Linked DNA regions of Homo sapiens: region 2 is linked to region 1. A link is an interaction called in ENCODE POLR2A ChIA-PET data of the cell type or tissue named here. Cell type or tissue: Panc1. All regions are shown on one strand.

Region 1 (8,000 bases):
ATGGATACATGAAGGCGAGTACTGCCTTTCAGTGGGTGCAAGGAATCCCTGGGTGTTGATGTTGAAGAAACCATTTGAGAAAGTGAGGCTTGTGGGGTCGGGGTTCCTCAGTGGAGGGGGTTGGGCTGTGGGCTGGCTTCCTCTCCACTCCCTATTTTTCTGGGGTAGATGAGTCTCCCCAGCACCCAGGCCTCCTGGCTCTTCCCCGGACCTTTCAGGTGAGAAACTTTCCATTGTTGCCTTATCTCAGCAATCCGCCTCCCCTCCTTGCAGCGACCGCAGGTGCACACAGATCTGAGGGCCTGATCTGTTCCACTCTCTTTATGCCAAACAGAGGAGGGACGCGAACCCCAGCATGAAACGGCACCCACAACCACAAGGCCCGGTGTGCGCCCTCTGAAACCGTAGGTAAAGACAATTACTGGCAATTTCCACAGCATGGTTTGTTTTTTGTTCAAAGGCAGTGGAGGCATTCTCAGCAGCAGGCCCAAAATGTAGTATTCCCACCGCACGCCGCCCTCATGAATTTGTGATAAAAGCTGTGGTTGCTTTGTCCTGGCTCTTCCTTTCAACAGTCAAACCTTCAGGTTTGATGTTGAAACTGCTTTTTTCTTCAAGTGTACTTTGATGGTGCAGATAACGCTCCATGATAAGGAATCTGCCTTCAAAACCACTCACTGTACCTTGTGCTCACCATTAAGATGAACGTCACAAGGGAAAATCGGGTACCCGAATTTTTGAGTAGTGGGATGGGAATGTGCTGAGTCTGTGAAATTCTCCTCTGTGCTGCCTGTACTGGAGATTTGGCATCCCCCAACACCCAAGAAAAGAAGGAGAAGGGGAAGGGGAAGGGGAAGGAAGAAGGAAGAAAGAAGAAGGAAGAAAAAGAAGGAGAAGAAAAAAGCACCAGGCATTGATCAGAAGGAGGTCCTGGGACAGGAGGAAAATGGTGGGAAACGTCCTAGAAACAGCTGTTTTTCCTTTGGCAAAAGCTGTCAAGAATCTACACGTTCATGCCCATCTGTTTTCCTTAATTAAAAAGACTCTGCGAAGCTGATGCTAAGTGGCCCAGAGTCTCTAAGAGCTTGTGAATATCCGAGCACCCTTGGGGAGGCCTCCCAGGTTCCAGGTTCCTCAGCTGCTGCATCTCCTGTGGTTGTGTTTAAGTTCTTCCCTTTGCTCATAAATATTTGCAATCTCCCAAGGGCTGCCTACCCTTGGAGCCATTACATCACAGTAGGAACAGGCCCTGTGTTGCTTTGTGTAAGCAATGATTGTTTTTTCTTTCTAAAGCAGTTTCATGTCTATCATCTCCCATTCTATGGAGAAAGTATTTTTTATTATTATTATTTGAGACAGAGTCTTGCTCTGTTGCCCAGGCTGGAGTGCAGTGGAACAATCTTGGCTCACTGCAACCTCTGCCTCCCGGGTTCAAGTGATTCTCCTGCCTCAGCCTCCCAAGTGGCTGGGATTACGGGCACACGCCATCACACCCGGCTACATTTTTTTGTATTTTTAGTAGACACAGGGTTTCACCATATTGTCCAGGGTGGTCTTGAACTCCTGACCTCAAGTGATCCACACGCCTTGGACTCTAAAAGTGGTGGGATTACAGGCATGAGCCACTGCACCCAGCCTTTTTATTCTGTTTTTCAGAGATAGGGTCTTATTCTGTCACCCAGGCTGATCATAGCTCATAGTAACCTCAAATTCTTGAGCTTAAGTGATCCTCCCATCTCAGCCTCTCGAGTGATTGGGACTATAGGTATGTGCCACCATACTCAGCTAATGAAATTTTTTTTTTTTTTTTTTTTTTTTTTTTTTTAGAAATGGGGTCTTGCTATGTTGCACAGGCTGGTCTCAAACTCCTAACCTCGAGTGATCCTCCCACCTTTGCCTTCCGGAGGGCTGGGATTACAGGCGTGAGCCACTGCGCCTGGCCCTGTGGGGATGGTTGACCAATATGGCAGCCCATGCAAACCCCTGAGGTGTTCTCTGCCCATTTTACAGATAAGGTAAGAACGATTTGAGCAGCAGCTGCAGAAAGAACCCTGAGGCCAAAGGAGGGCTTCTGGAGGAGGTCCCATAATTGTGTCTGAAGAGACCAGGCATGTTCAAAGACCTCCAAGCTTTGTACTGAAATCAGTGGCTTCCCAGGTTTCTTAAGAGGGATCATCTCGGGCCACACGCGGTGGCTCACGCCTGTAATCCCAGCACTTTGGGAGGCCGAGGCAGGCGGATCATGAGGTCAGGAGATCGAGACCATCCTGGCTAACATGGTGAAACCCTGTCTCTACTAAAAATACAAAAAGCTAGCCGGGCGTGGTGGTGGGCACCTGTAGTCCCAGCTACTCGGGAGGCTGAGGCAGGGGAAAGGCGTGAACCCGGGAGGCGGAGCTTGCAGTGAGCTGAGATCGCGCCACTGCACTCCAGCCTGGGCAGCAGAGTGAGACTCTGTCTCAAAAAAAAAAGAAAAGAAAAAAAGAGATCATCTTGGCTCTTGATTTTATTTTTCACTTTGTCTTGTGCCCAAGGACCCCAGAGATCCCAGGCCTGTGAGGTAGAGAGGTGAGAGCTGGCTTACATTAGTCAAACCGTGGGTTGAATCCTGGCCTACTGGCTGTGTGACACTAGGTCAGCTACTTTAGATCTCTGGGACTCAATTTCTTCATCAGGAAAATGCCAGTGTCACAGTAAAATCTCTTTAGGGTCTCTGCCAGGCGTGACAGTTCATAGTTCTGTTATTCCCTGGATTGCCTTGGATTTGCATCAGCCTAACCCCTGGCAGGTTTTGAAGCCCATTCACATGCTTTCAGCAGCTCATTCAATCCCCACCACAGCTCTGTGGGTTGGGAAGGCAGGCAGGCCTGCCATGTTTTCCCATTCCCATTTGAGAGATGGGGAAACTGAGGCACAGAGAGTTGAAGTGGCTAGCCATGGGAACCACAGCAGGCTGGAGGTAGCCAGGACCTGAGCAGGCATGTGGGGACCTCTGGACCACTGTCTTGTGGGCAGCCCCATCAGCAGGGACCCCCCAACCATGCCACCCTGGAGGGCCAAGCATTCTAATGGCCATGACACCTGCTTAGACCAAAGTTCGGGCCAGTTCCAGGGTCTGGCTTGGAGTGTCTGGCCCTCTGAGACTCCTTACCCCATGCAGCTCCAGTAGCTCAGCTCTCGGCCCAACATAGAACACTGGGCAGGATTCAGGAGCTGCTCCCGGAGGCCCCTACAAGGCCTTTCAGAGGAGGAGGCCCTGGAATCAATACTCCAGTAGACTCTTCCTACCTCGGCACCTCCCCTCTGTGTCCACACTCCCTGCCTTAGATCAACAGGTTTCCTTTCTTGGGATCCTCTCATTCCTCCTCCCTGCCAACCTGATCCCTAGCTATCCTTTAAAGCCAGAGGACACTGTGTTTGAGCCAAGTGCTCTACATGCATTTTCTTATTTAATCATCTCTAAGTTTGTTTTCTCATCTGTAAAGTGAGAATAAAAATACCGCTGATAGCATAATTTGCCCCCTATTTTACAGATGAGGAAAATGAGGCTCATGCCACATGCCTGAGATCACACAGCTCATAAGGGCTGGAGCCAGGATTGAACCTTAGGGCTTAAAAAGCCTGGGACCTCTGCACCACTCCACCTCGACTTATTTATCCTGGTCACAAAGCACTGGAGGACTGCTCAGGCCCGTGGCCACTCTTCCCTCACTGGAGCATTCCCAGCCTCTGCTAAGTGTCTGTCCTCTGGGTCTCTCTTGTCTCCCTCTCTGGACTCTGAGTCCTACAGGCCAGAGACTGCATCCTGTCTGCTCCACACCCTAGCCTGGCACATAGTTGCTTTTGGTAAGTCCTTGCCAGTTGAAGGCTCATAGTGGAGACATCTGTGCAGAGGGGTACCACGGCCAGCTGAGGCCTGGAAGTCTGGAGCCTGGACATTCCAGAGCTCTTTGACGTAGCGCTTAGAGCACAGAAGTACAGTTTTCCCCACTGACCACAAACTTGGTCATGATTCTTCTAACCATGCAGGATAATGCGACATTTAAAAGCATAGGCTTGGCTGGGCACAGTGGCTCATGCCTGTAATCCCAGCACTTTGGGAGGCCAAGGCTGGCGAATCACTTGAGGTCAGGAGTCTGAGACCAGCCTGGCCAACATAGTGAAACCCCCATCTCTGCTAAAAATACAAAAATTAGCCGGGCATGGTGGCAGGTGCCTGTAGTCCCAGCTACTCGGGAGGCTGAGGCACGAGAATCGCTTGAACCCAGGAGGCGGAAGTTGCAGTGAGCTGAGATTGTGCCACTGCACTCCAGCCTGGACAACAAAGCAAGACCCCATCCCAAAAAAAAAAAAAAAAGAAAAAAAAAGAAAAAGAAAAGCACAGGCTCAGGGTTTGACACTCTGTCTTCCATCACTGTGTGACCCAAGGCAAGTGACTTTATGTATTTCATAAATCTAAATCTTATGTATTTCATAAATCTAAATCTGCATCCATTGCAAGGTTACCATATTTTATGTCATACCACAAAAGGAAAGGCATTACTTGCCAGTTTAGCTATAAAAGCCATCAATTGTAAGATGCATCTCAGTTTCAGAGATGCTAAGATTTATACAGACATTTCACCAAAAAAGTTTTTATATATATAGATGTAATATTAATCTGCATTTCCCTGATGACATATATATAGGAATGGCTGACAAGCACATGAAAAGATGCTCAACGTCATTAGTCATCAGGGAAATGCAGATTAAAACCACAATGAGGTACCACTACTGCATCCATTAGAATAGCTGAAAAACAAAATGAAACAAAAGAAAACCCGAACTGACCATACCAGGTGTTGGCAAGGAGGTGAAGCAGTTATATTGCTGATATGAATATAAAACCAATTTGGATAACAGTTTGGCAGTTCCTTGAAAAGATAAACATGTATCTATTATATGATCCAGACATTCTACTCCTAGATATTCACCCAATGGAAATTAAAACATGTCCACCCAAAGATTTCTACACAAATGTTTATAGCAACTTTATTTATAATAGCCCAAAGCTAGAAACAACCATAATGTCTACCAATAAATGAGTGGATAAAGATATTGTGGCATATCCATGCAATGGAGTAGTATTCAGTGATCAAAAGGAATTCACTATTGGTATGTGTAACAACATGGATAAATCTCACAATAATTATGTTGAATGAAAAAATCCAGGCAAAAGAGAGTTCATAGTGTATAATTTAATTATACAAGACTCTAGAAAACATAAAGGAATCTATATTGACAGAAAGCAGATCAGTGGTTGCCTGAGGATTGGGGTGGAAGGAAGGAGGAATGCATTACAAAGAAGCACAAGAAAACTCTTGGGAGTGCTGGAGATGTCTATCATATCGATTGTAGTAATAGCTGCACGGGTGTAAACATGTTCAAACTTATCGACTGGAGGCTCAGACCAGCCTGCAGAGCTGCAGCCACCCTTCATGCCCTCCCTACCCTCCCTGCTGACGATCATGCTCCAGTTACTACTTGGATTCACTTTGGCCAACATGGTTGGAATGTATCTGGCTCAGAACTATGATGCACCAAACCTGGCTAAAAAAAAGGACTTGATGCCGGGAAGAAAGAAACCCCCTAGTTCATGAGGCCGACTCCAGCACTGCCTTCTGGATACACTGATTCCACCACTCTTGAGGGCCTCCTTTACCATCTCAACCAAAGCCTTTTGTTTTTATCTCCAGCCTCAGTGATTTTCTTCCTTGCTAGACCCTGTGTTTTTGCCTTAGAGGAAGCAAAATGGGGCCCCAAGTTGAGAACTATCATTATGTTTCCTCTTACCATATCCTTCTTCCAGCTGAGTGGGAGGTTCTAAGACTGGAATTATGGTGCTTGATTAGTAAACATGACCTTTAATGAGTAGTCTCTTATTTATTTGGGATTTCTACTACCTTTTGTCAAAAGAAAAATTGATGAGTTTTGTATAGCAGGTCAAATACAAATAATACTTTTATTTCACAGTTTTTAGCAATTAAAATAGGTGCTTGTTAAACATTTGGTACTAAATTGTGTTGTTTTGGCTGGACACAGTAGTTCACACTTGTAATCCCAGTACTTTGGGAGGCTGAGGTGGGTAGATTGCCTGAGGTCAGGAGTTTGAGACCAGCCTGGGCAACATGGTGAAACCCTGTCTCTACCAAAAATACAAAAAGTTATCTAGGGCTGGGTGCGGTGGCTCACGCCTGTAATCCCAGCACTTTGGGAGGCCGAGGCGGGCAGATCACCTGGTCAGGAGTTCAAGACCAGCCTGGCCAACATGGTGAAACCCCATCTCTACTAAAAATACAAAAAATTAGCCGTGTTTGGTGGCGCATGCCTGTAATTCCAGCTACTTGGGAGGCTGAGGCAGGAGAATCACTTGAACCTGGGAGGCAGAGGTTGCAGTAAGCTGAGATCGCGCCATTGCACTCCAGCCTGGGCAACAAGAGCAAAACTCCGTCTCAAAAAAAAAAAAAAAGTTAGGCATAGTGGCTCACACCTGTAATCCAAGCTACTTGGGAGCTAAGGTGGGAGGATCGCTTGAGCCTGGGAGGTGGAGGTTGCAGTGAACCGAGATTGCGCCATTGCCCTCTAGCCTGGGCAAGAGTAATACTCTGTCTCAAAATAAATAAATAAATAAAATAAAAAATTTATGTAGTCTTAAAATAATTAAAATTAATATCTAGAGAAAAAACCTCTTGTCAGTTATACACTTTAAATATGTATAGCTCAGTAGACTTCGATTATACCTCAATAAAGTTGAAAAATATGAACAAATGTTTGTTTTAGAATAGAACCATGTCCAGGAATATTGTTGTGAGACTTAAATGAGATACAGCACTAGCCCAGTCTGGTGGGTGGTAAGAGCACAATAAATGTCAACTCATGTTGTTGGTGCCCCAACACTTAACCTGCCCATGATACTGTACCTCCGCGACTTAACCTGCTCACGGTATGGTACCTCGGTGACTTAACCTGCCCGTGGTACTGTACCTCCGTGACTTAACCTGCCCGTGGTACTGTACCTCCGTGGAGGCTTGCAGTTTTTGTTTCACTGCAAGGTCCCATTACAGACAGGGGTCTGGGGCTGGGAGAGACCAAGGGCTCTGCCCCAGGTCCCACAGGGAGTTCACGCAATGCAGGCCAGCTTTTCTGGCCCAGAGTGAGTCCTGGGCCCTGGCATCTCTCACTGGCTCGACCCCAGGCCGGGCAAAAGGAGACAATCCCAGTGTCCAAGGGCCTAGAAATAGTCTGTTTTGTGGGAGTAAAGGCCACCAGGGACTGTGAAAGTGGCCACCGGACATGTGAGAAATCCTTCGTGTCTGACGATGGGTTCTTATCGAGGGCAAATGACCACAGTGAGTGGCCTGAGAGAGGCCAATGCTCAGCCGGCTTTGATGTCACACATCTTGTGGCCTCTCTACATGGATGCAGTGTTTTTCTATGCAGCACCCACTGGCCGGGCCTCACGTCCCCTGTAAGCAAATGCTTGAAAGCCACTCTTGAGAGCAATTGTGAGAAGCCCCCACCGCAGGCCGCCTTTGGGGCAAGACAAGATTCAGCATTACTCAGAGCTTCCAGTACCTGCATAAGTTCAAACAGGAAGCCTGGTTTTTCCTCTTATGTCAACAACAACCTGTATTCTCTGTTCTGGCCTCTGAGCTCCCTCATGGAGTGGGTTTCTTGGGGTGAAAGTTAGGGTATCAGTGGCCCTTGAGGCCCCACCAGCAGATGCCTCCGCCAAAAGCAACTCACCTGGGAAGGCCTGGGGCAGCAACTCACCTGGGAAGGCCTGGGGCTTTGTGCTGCCAGGCCTTGGAAATGATCTAGCAATCTAAGGCTTTGCAAACAAAGGGAGGATCTGGCTGGGCACATGGTAGGTCTCCAACTAATTTAGATTGAAATGCAACTTGTCCCAAAACAAATGCCACTTCTCCCAGATTCCTGGCTCAGCAAATATCACCTCCACC
Region 2 (8,000 bases), 1.2 Mb before region 1:
TTCTCAGGAGGTGGAAGCCCTCACTGGGCCTGTCCACTCTGGGCCTGTCTACTTTGGGTCAGGCAAGCCTCTCAGTTCCTCATTTGTCACTCAGGCTGCCTCGTCCATCACCCCGAATGGTCCTGGAAAAAGGGCTTGCTCAGTTTACTCATTAGCAACTATGATGTTTAATTTTTGCTGCCGGGCACTCCTGGCCGATGTTATCTTGGGAGCTGGCCTTGGTGCCGCCTTCCAGTGATCCACCTGAAGGCGATGGGGCGAGGAGGGAGTCCTGGGACCCACTCCCTGCTGAGAAGGGGAATGCTCAATGGCTGGGGCGAGGCCACCTTTTCTTCGCCTTTTCTTCCACTTATAACTTGCCTGTTGTGTTTGCTTCTGGGGGCCCCCCATATCAAAACAATATCACATGAGCCTCCTGACAGGCAATAACACTGCTCATTAATCCCCAGCCCCCGCCCTGCCCTCCATGCTCCTCCGCAAAGGTGTGTAAATAGAGTGGCCTTTCCCTGACCCTGGAAACCAACCCAGCCTGGGCTGCCTTGTCAAACTCACAGAAGAGTGTCTTAGAAACACTCTCTCCATAGGAAGCACTTCCTCCTCACTCCCCTTCTCCCCACTAAGCGACTCCCACCCCTCCCACACTCACCCATTTCCATGGGTGCACACGCACACACACATACATTCACGTGCACACAGCGAGGCCCCAGAGCCCTCTGTGTTAGCAGAGTATAGAAATGAAGAACATGCAGACAAACACCCTTTGAACCGGCCAGAGAGCAGCCAGGATTCTGTCTCCCACAAAACATAGCTGACACTACTCCTCCAGAGGCCCTCCTTGGCCTAGTTTGCTCTGTGAAGTGACCGGAACTGTCTGCAGATCTTCTGCTAATAACTCCCTTGGCTAACTTAGAACAGGGTGCCGGGACTCCCCAGCGTCTGATGGGGGACCCAGCACCCACAGCAGAGGACAGCAGCCACTCACCACCACAGTCTGCACACACTCAGTGTCTGCATGAATGTGCCCTAGAGCACTCCTAGCAGGTCGTGTACTCCCTGGCAAGGAAGCCCTCTGATGGCCCTGCTGGGCCAGAGGAGGAAAACAGTCCCAATGTCACAGGTTAAAGGTCACCGCCTTGGCTTCAGGTTTGTAACTGCTCCTTGAGGAGAGTAAAAAGCTGAAAATCCCAGAAAGACACCCTCCAAATCTTATGTTCAAAGCCCTGAAGCCAGAGCAATGATCACTGAGTGATGATCACTGGCATGGCCCTAGAACACATGCAGGCAGGAGGTCAGATCTGCCTTGCTGGGGAGTCTCTTCCTGTCCTGAGCCCTGGGACAGGCACCCGGGATCCCCACATCAGGAGTCACACTATCCCCCATTCCCATATACACCCTTCCCGTCCACCAGCCTGGCCTGCTAGGCCAGAGCCCAGCTTCTTCTGACACAGGGTGATGGCACGTCCCCTGCTGACCACCACTGCTCACCCAGGTCGGGCCCCAGGCATGACCCTCTCAGCTCATCTCCCTGTTCACTCTCTGGCCAGACTGGCTGGGAAACCTGATATTTCTGTCCCTTGAAACGACAAGGCTTCCTAAGCTTAAGAGAATAAATTAGAGTTGAGTTCAAGTAGGCTCAGCTGCGGCGGATGGGCAAATTGATTTGCTTCCCATCTGGGAGATTAAATTCCAGTGCCCAGAAATGGCAGTGGGGTAATGAGCTGTCAGTCAAACGGCGCAGAGCCAGGGCCGCGCACGTAATTGAAAGCCAGCAGCTCCTCATTAGGTCCCATGGAGGTCCTGGCTGCAGATTCCCACCTCAAGGAGGCCGCTGGACCCCAGAGAGAATGCACTTGGCCGCGAGGCCACATCCTCTAGAGGGAAATGCCACCTTGGGCCACTGCTGGGCTAACTTTAAGGAACTTTCACTGAGCTCAAGGTGCTTATGATATATTTCTCCGCAGTCACTAACAGCCCCTCCAGGATTTAATTATGGGCAAATCCACTGGAGATTCCACCCAAGGGGCATCTTTTTCCAGGGGGCCCTCTCCTGTCCTCCTATGTGTCCCTAGTCATTCCGGGTCATCTCAAAGGGCCACACCCCACTCAGCCCTTTACACATACAAAACACCCACACTCACCCTGCCCGTGTAATCCTACAACACCTGCAGATAGTGATGGCAGTGTCTCCATTTGATAGCTGAGGAATCTGAGGTGCATGGAAGTTTAGAAGTTGCCTTCTAACACCTTGGCAGGCCTGGGAATGGAGAAAGGAGGGTCCTTTTCAGCCTCATCTCACACCATCCCCTCGCATGCTCTCTACTATACTTCCTCCCTAGGGCTACTCGTATCTCACCTTGAGGCCTTTGCATACACCAGTTCCCCACCAGAACACACTACAGCCTCCACTTATTTGTAATCCTACTCAACCCTGCAGGGCTCTGCTCTTAGACATCCCTTATGCTTCCTCCAGGAAGCCCTCCCTGACCATTCTGTCAGTGGGGAGGTGCCCTCTCTCTCAGTGCACCCTGCACTGCTGCCAGCCACAGTGCTGTGCCTTCTGAACAGCTGTCATGTGGTTACGTGGCCATCTACCCCATCAGATGCTGAGCACCACTCATGCACACATTCCATGAGCCCACTGGGCCAAGCTCTGTAATAGACTCTGGGGACAAGCAAAGGAGACCCTGCCCTCCATGAAGGCAGAAGCTAGGGGCCGCACACCTGCTGCGCCCTCACTGCCTCACCCCAAGGGCACAGGGCAGGGCAGGGGTTTTCTCTTGATGGCTCTAAGAATCAACAACAGGACTCAAAGGCCAAGCAGCAGGCAGAGGGCCTGACTCAGAGAGAGGAGCATGGGAATAACATGCCCATGTGAAAGTCAGCCCGGGTGACAGCTGGGGGTAACCCATCATGCTGGACCTCTCGCTTCAAGCAGGTGCATGGTGGCTTCAGAGTGGAGTCTGATGTTGGCACCAGGCCACAGCTCGGCCCCATCTTGCCACTGCTAACCACAGTCGGGGTCTCATGGCATCTAGTGCTTCTGCTCTTGCAAGCTCCTGACTTGAAAAGGGAGTGGACATGGGACCTTCCTGGATAGATGCCAAATCCAGTGTCAATCAACAGGGAAAACAGTGGGCAATGTCTGCAGGAGATGCCTGTGAATTACAGCAGCAGAGATCCCTGCCTGTGTGCCAGTCAGCGTGGGTGGGCAATAAGCTGAGGAGTCTGCGTGCATCATTTCATCAAATCCTCCTAAAAGCCCTGCCAAGGGAACATCATAGCCCCGCTTTCTAGGTAAAGGGAGCTTAGATCAGAGAGGTGAAGTGACTTGCCCAGGCCACACAGCAGGAACCTGGCAGAACCAGGACTCACAGCCAGGGACCTGCGACTCTGTGGTCAACTCTCTTTCATCCTGGTATGCTGCCTCCCAAGGGCCTCAAAAAGGACGAGAGGTTCGGATGAGCACCTCGTCCAAGACCAAAGAGCTGGAGAGAGGAGGACCCCGGGCAGGCCCTGAGAGTCTGGGCTTCCTTCTGGGCCTCCTGGGTAAAAAGACCAGGGACCCCAGCAAAGCCCAAATGGACACACAACGGGGCCCAAGTTCTGCTCCTCCCAGGTTGGGGTCCCGGCCCGGGCCTTCCAGTAATTAGTGCGCCCTTGTTAAGACTCAGTCGCGCCATTCCCGGGCCAGGACTTGTTTTTGTTCCCATGCGGAGGCCCTCGCAGGAAGGCCAGGCGCACGTGCGCAGCCCCATAAATCCAGCCGGCGTCGCTCATTACAAGGTTCCGCCTCACGGCTCCGCCTGCCCCAGCCCGCGCGGGCTTCTCTGGGACGGGCCTCCCTGCAGCCCGGCTCGGCTGCCCCGTGCCGCCCACAGCCTCAGACATGAGCTCATCCAGCACGACGCGTGTGAGGAGGTGGCGGGACGGCGCTCTCACAGCAAGGGGACAATGTGCCCATTAAGGCCTGTCAGCCTCCCCGCCGCCGACCCACCCACCCTCTGAGCAGGACCACCCCACTCCGGGCCCTGGCCAGCCTCTGTGGACGGTACAGCTTGAAGCCAGTTTTGGGGGATGTGTCCCGGGTGTGGCCGTCCACCCAGTGAATGCCACAGGAAGTCCAACAAGGCAGGGAGGACCTGCCTGGCGGGAGAACTGGGCTGGGCAACAGAAAGGCCCCAGACGGCCTTGCCTCCCTGCAGGCAGATTGGCCAACTCCCTGTGGGATCTCAGGCAGGTCGCTCCATCCCTCGGAGCCTCCATCCCCGCAGCTGTAACATGGGAAGCTACTCACGGCCCAGGCCACCCCGCTGTCAAGGGCATTGCCAGGAATAGATAACAGGATACAGGGAGGCGTCTCACCATCCAGGGGGCCCCGTAGAGGTGGCCTGGGTGGGGTGTGGTGGTGGGGGGGGCCAGGAGGGAGCCAGGTGAGGGAAGCACTGGGCATCTGCACCGGTGACCTTGAGCCTCTGCGCTTGGCTCTCCTTCAGTAGGAAACCCGGCTGGTCCTTTACTCTGATATGAGGAGCTGGTTTAGAGGCAGGAAGAGGTAGGCCACCATCGCGTGCGCTTTGGGACAAGTCACCACCCCTCTTCAGGGCATGTTTTCTTCTGTAAAATTGAGTTGGCCACACAGCATCAGTCGGAAATCCTTAGTGGATGGGAACCGCGACTCTTACTTTGATTCCCATGGAGGGTGGAAGCTGTGTAACTGCCACATCTGAAACCCAGGGTCTGGCTGCAGTCTGTGCTCCAGAGCAGCCAGCTCATGCCCAGGTGGCGATCACTACCACACCCCATCAGAGCCCATCTTTACTGCATGTGGCCAAGGGTGCTGGAGGCATCGGCCAGCCCCTCCATGCAGCGCTGTCACAGCTCAGAGGGGAACTGGGCAACATCCACTTGGAAGGAACATTCTAGAACTGCACTAATACAGTAGACACTAGTCACGTGTATTTAAACTAAAGTTAAATACAATTAAAAATTCAGTTCCTCATTCACACTAGCTACACTTCAAATGCTTGGCAGCCACATGTGGTTAGTGGCTACCATGTTGGACAGCAATGATTATAGACATCTCCAGCATTGCAGGGAATTGCACTGGTTAGCTCTGTTCTAGAACACTTAGCCATGGAGCCCTTCAGGGCGACACCCCATGTTTTCCATATCATTTGATTCAGTGTATGGAGCAAAAGCCACAACCAAGGCATTTCCCCCAAGCAAATGGTTCTATGCTAGTAATAACGATGACAGTGATATTATGATGCTAGAAACCATAACACCCATGGACTGAACATTTCTATGTCCCAGCACAGTGCTGGGTGCCCGACATTCACATCACATTCAACTCCCTCCAAAAGATTTTATCATGAGTGACACACCTCTATCTTACGGACTCAGACAAGCTAAGGAACTCCAGCAAGGCGGTGTCGCGAAACTAGCTCTGACTTCAAAGCCAGCCTGCCTCTCAGGCACAGAACCTGTCTAACCTCTTCCTGTGTTTTGAATAGATGTGCACCCAGAGGGATGACTGTCCTTTTAAAAAGGCGTCTGTGTTTCCCTTCCTGGCTTTCATTTAGCTTTGAACACCTCCTCCTCTCAGGAAAGCTCAGACTTGTTTGAACCTGGGCTAAAGGTCACTCAGGGGCTGGTGTGGAATTTCATGCCCTAGCCAGGCCTGCAAGGGGCCAATGAGGCTAGTCTGGTCCCACCAACCATCCCCAGTTTCTAGAGGGACCTGCTCACTGCCTGGCTTCAGCCACCTGAGGCCAGGTACCAGGTACCCTGGGGAGTGCGAGCTGATGGACTGAGGCCACAGCTGTACTTGCAAAACCCATTCAGTGACACAGCCCCCTGCACGGGTCAGGTCAGCAGAGCTGAGAGGCACGCAGATGTCAGGTGGATGCCCCGATGCATACGCACGTGCCTGTGAGCAGCGATGGCCCACATGCTCCTGCTCAACGCCATGGTGTGGCACACACGAAGGCATGGAGAGCAGGACAGGGTGGCCGTGGCCAGGCCCTCGGAGTGAGCCCTGCACCTGCATCCACTAGGCCACCCATTAGCTAGTGGGTGAATTAATGAGTGTTAGGCTCTGGTCTCAACACCTGCTGGGGTCACCTGGTCACCCTGCAGTAGCCTTCTGCAGAGCTCATCGCTCTGGGCCACAAAACGCCTGTCCTGCCATCCCCAAACTCCTCTAACTATATCCTCGTGGCAACCCCAAGAGACTCGCATGCAGAGTTAGGGACCACCCTCCAACTTGACAGATGTGGAAACTAAGACCTAGTGAGCAAACGCTGTTTCCAAAGCCCATGACTGCCTCCCGGGGCTTGTCCATGAGGCTCGTCACCTCTCCCTCAGCCGTCCTCTCCAGGGTGTGTCCCACAGGCGCGCAACTGTGGGCTCTATGGCTCCCAAGGCCAAACGAGTTCACCAGAGGGACAGCTCCAGGTGCCCTCCTCTCTGCCCCAGGCCTGCCATCCTCCCTCACCCCTGCAGGCCACCCCAGGACCCAAGTCACCAGGGAGGATGATTGCTGAGCTCATCTGGCCTGAGTACTGCACACAGGACATTTCTCCCACAGACACCTGCTTGTTTAGAAACCCCAAACGCCAGGCGGCCCAGCAGGCCCGGCCCAATATTCCCGGGCACGGGAACTCTCTCACCCTCATACCCCAGAGGGCCACATGGGCCAGTCAGTCTCCAGCAGGGACTCACCAGAAACAGCCCGGCAGCCTCAGAGCAGCCTTCACATCCAGACCCCTCTGCCCACTGGCATGAGCCTGCCGCAGCTCTATCTTAAATAGGCTCACACCTCTGTGCTGAAGGCTGAGGGAAGCACTGCACCCCCACAAAGCCTGATCCTACGTTTGTCTCGCTGAAGCCCTAGGGCTCCAGTTTAAGAGACTTTTTATAGACTCCTATAAAGGAGAAAGTGAACTTTTAACATGTTTGCACTCCACTAAGTCAATACGCATAAAAGGGACAGCAGCTGAGCTTCCGCTGCCCACTTGCAGTCCAGCAGGGCTGGAGGACCCTGTCAGTGCCATCCAGCTCTGTTGGGCACCTGTGGCTGCTTCTCCTTGCCCATGGGCCTGGAGCATGGCCCCCAATTCATAGGCTGTCTGTCCACCAGGGCCATGGGCGGGCACTAATGAAGCCAGAAAGCCCCCCCTCAGCTGGGCTAATGGGTGGCTCCCGCCCTCGTTCAGCCAAGACGGCCCCCCAGATGCATGATTTTCATGGGAAGATTTAGAGGAGGGGAAACATGGAAGCTGTAAAGTTTTACTAGGAATTCTCAACCATCCTCCTTTGGCCCCGACATTCATGCTGCCCTTCATTTTTAAGAGAGCTTCCTATTTGCTTTGAACTTACCCCTTAAAGCTAAGCAACCCTGTGCCCGCCTCCAGGATCCAGGGTCCAGACTCGGACTCCAAAAGTGCCTGCCTACCCAGAAGGAAGAGAAGGAGACTGCTCAGGGCACCCCAGAGGGCATTCTCGTGCCAAGCCTTGTCCTGGAACAGTCCCTAAGGACATCGTCTGCCCACTTGCCACCCTGTCAAGGTCAAGGGAACCCAGATTTTATGACTGAGACCCAACACGTGCTCCAGGGTTGGGTTTGCATACATCTGCACACAGCTTTCCGTTCAGTCATTGGTACTGAGCACAGTACCAATGTGCTATGTGCCAGGCACAAATGAGTGATGCCAACGGCAGCCTCCACCGATTGGGCACTTGGTGGGTATTAGCTCAGTGGTTCAGAAAGGACACATCAGAGTCAGTTCCTGGGTTTTGAGTCCCAGCTCTGTCACTTGCTACTATGACCTTGGATGTCATATAGCTTCTCTGAATCTATAACTTATCTATGCAATAGGAGCAATAATTACCCCACACACACATATACACAACCACCGTGAGACTGTTGCGTAGATTAAATGGCACGGTATATGTGCGCAGCATATAGTAAGTACTCAGTGAATGGTCATGTGGAACTC

The links. Peaks named below come from ENCODE experiments on the same cell type or tissue, not always from the same donor. Only the 100,000 strongest peaks of a DNase experiment are listed, where the experiment ranks them.
Region 2: POLR2A ChIA-PET joins it to region 1 with 11 read pairs; 1 of 35 experiments calls an interaction of 5 or more read pairs at or near these places.

The regions. Positions count from the first base shown.
Region 1 is chr5:134,079,548-134,087,547 of GRCh38, reverse strand. LOC124901069 (short transmembrane mitochondrial protein 1-like) reads left to right here and starts at 5,397. Exons shown (of 1, transcript XM_047417988.1): 1 at 5,397-5,735. The coding sequence starts at 5,478. The coding sequence ends at 5,639. It also overlaps a transcript of VDAC1 not described here. RefSeq lists enhancers at 1-350, 351-851. In Panc1, no CTCF peak of the experiment used is centred here; no DNase peak of the experiment used is centred here; H3K27ac peaks cover 508 bases.
Region 2 is chr5:135,322,964-135,330,963 of GRCh38, reverse strand. All of the region lies in intron 3 of PITX1-AS1 (PITX1 antisense RNA 1), which reads right to left. Among named protein-coding and RNA genes, the nearest start is that of MACROH2A1, 72 kb to the left of the region's middle. In Panc1, no CTCF peak of the experiment used is centred here; a DNase peak (open chromatin) is centred at 3,053.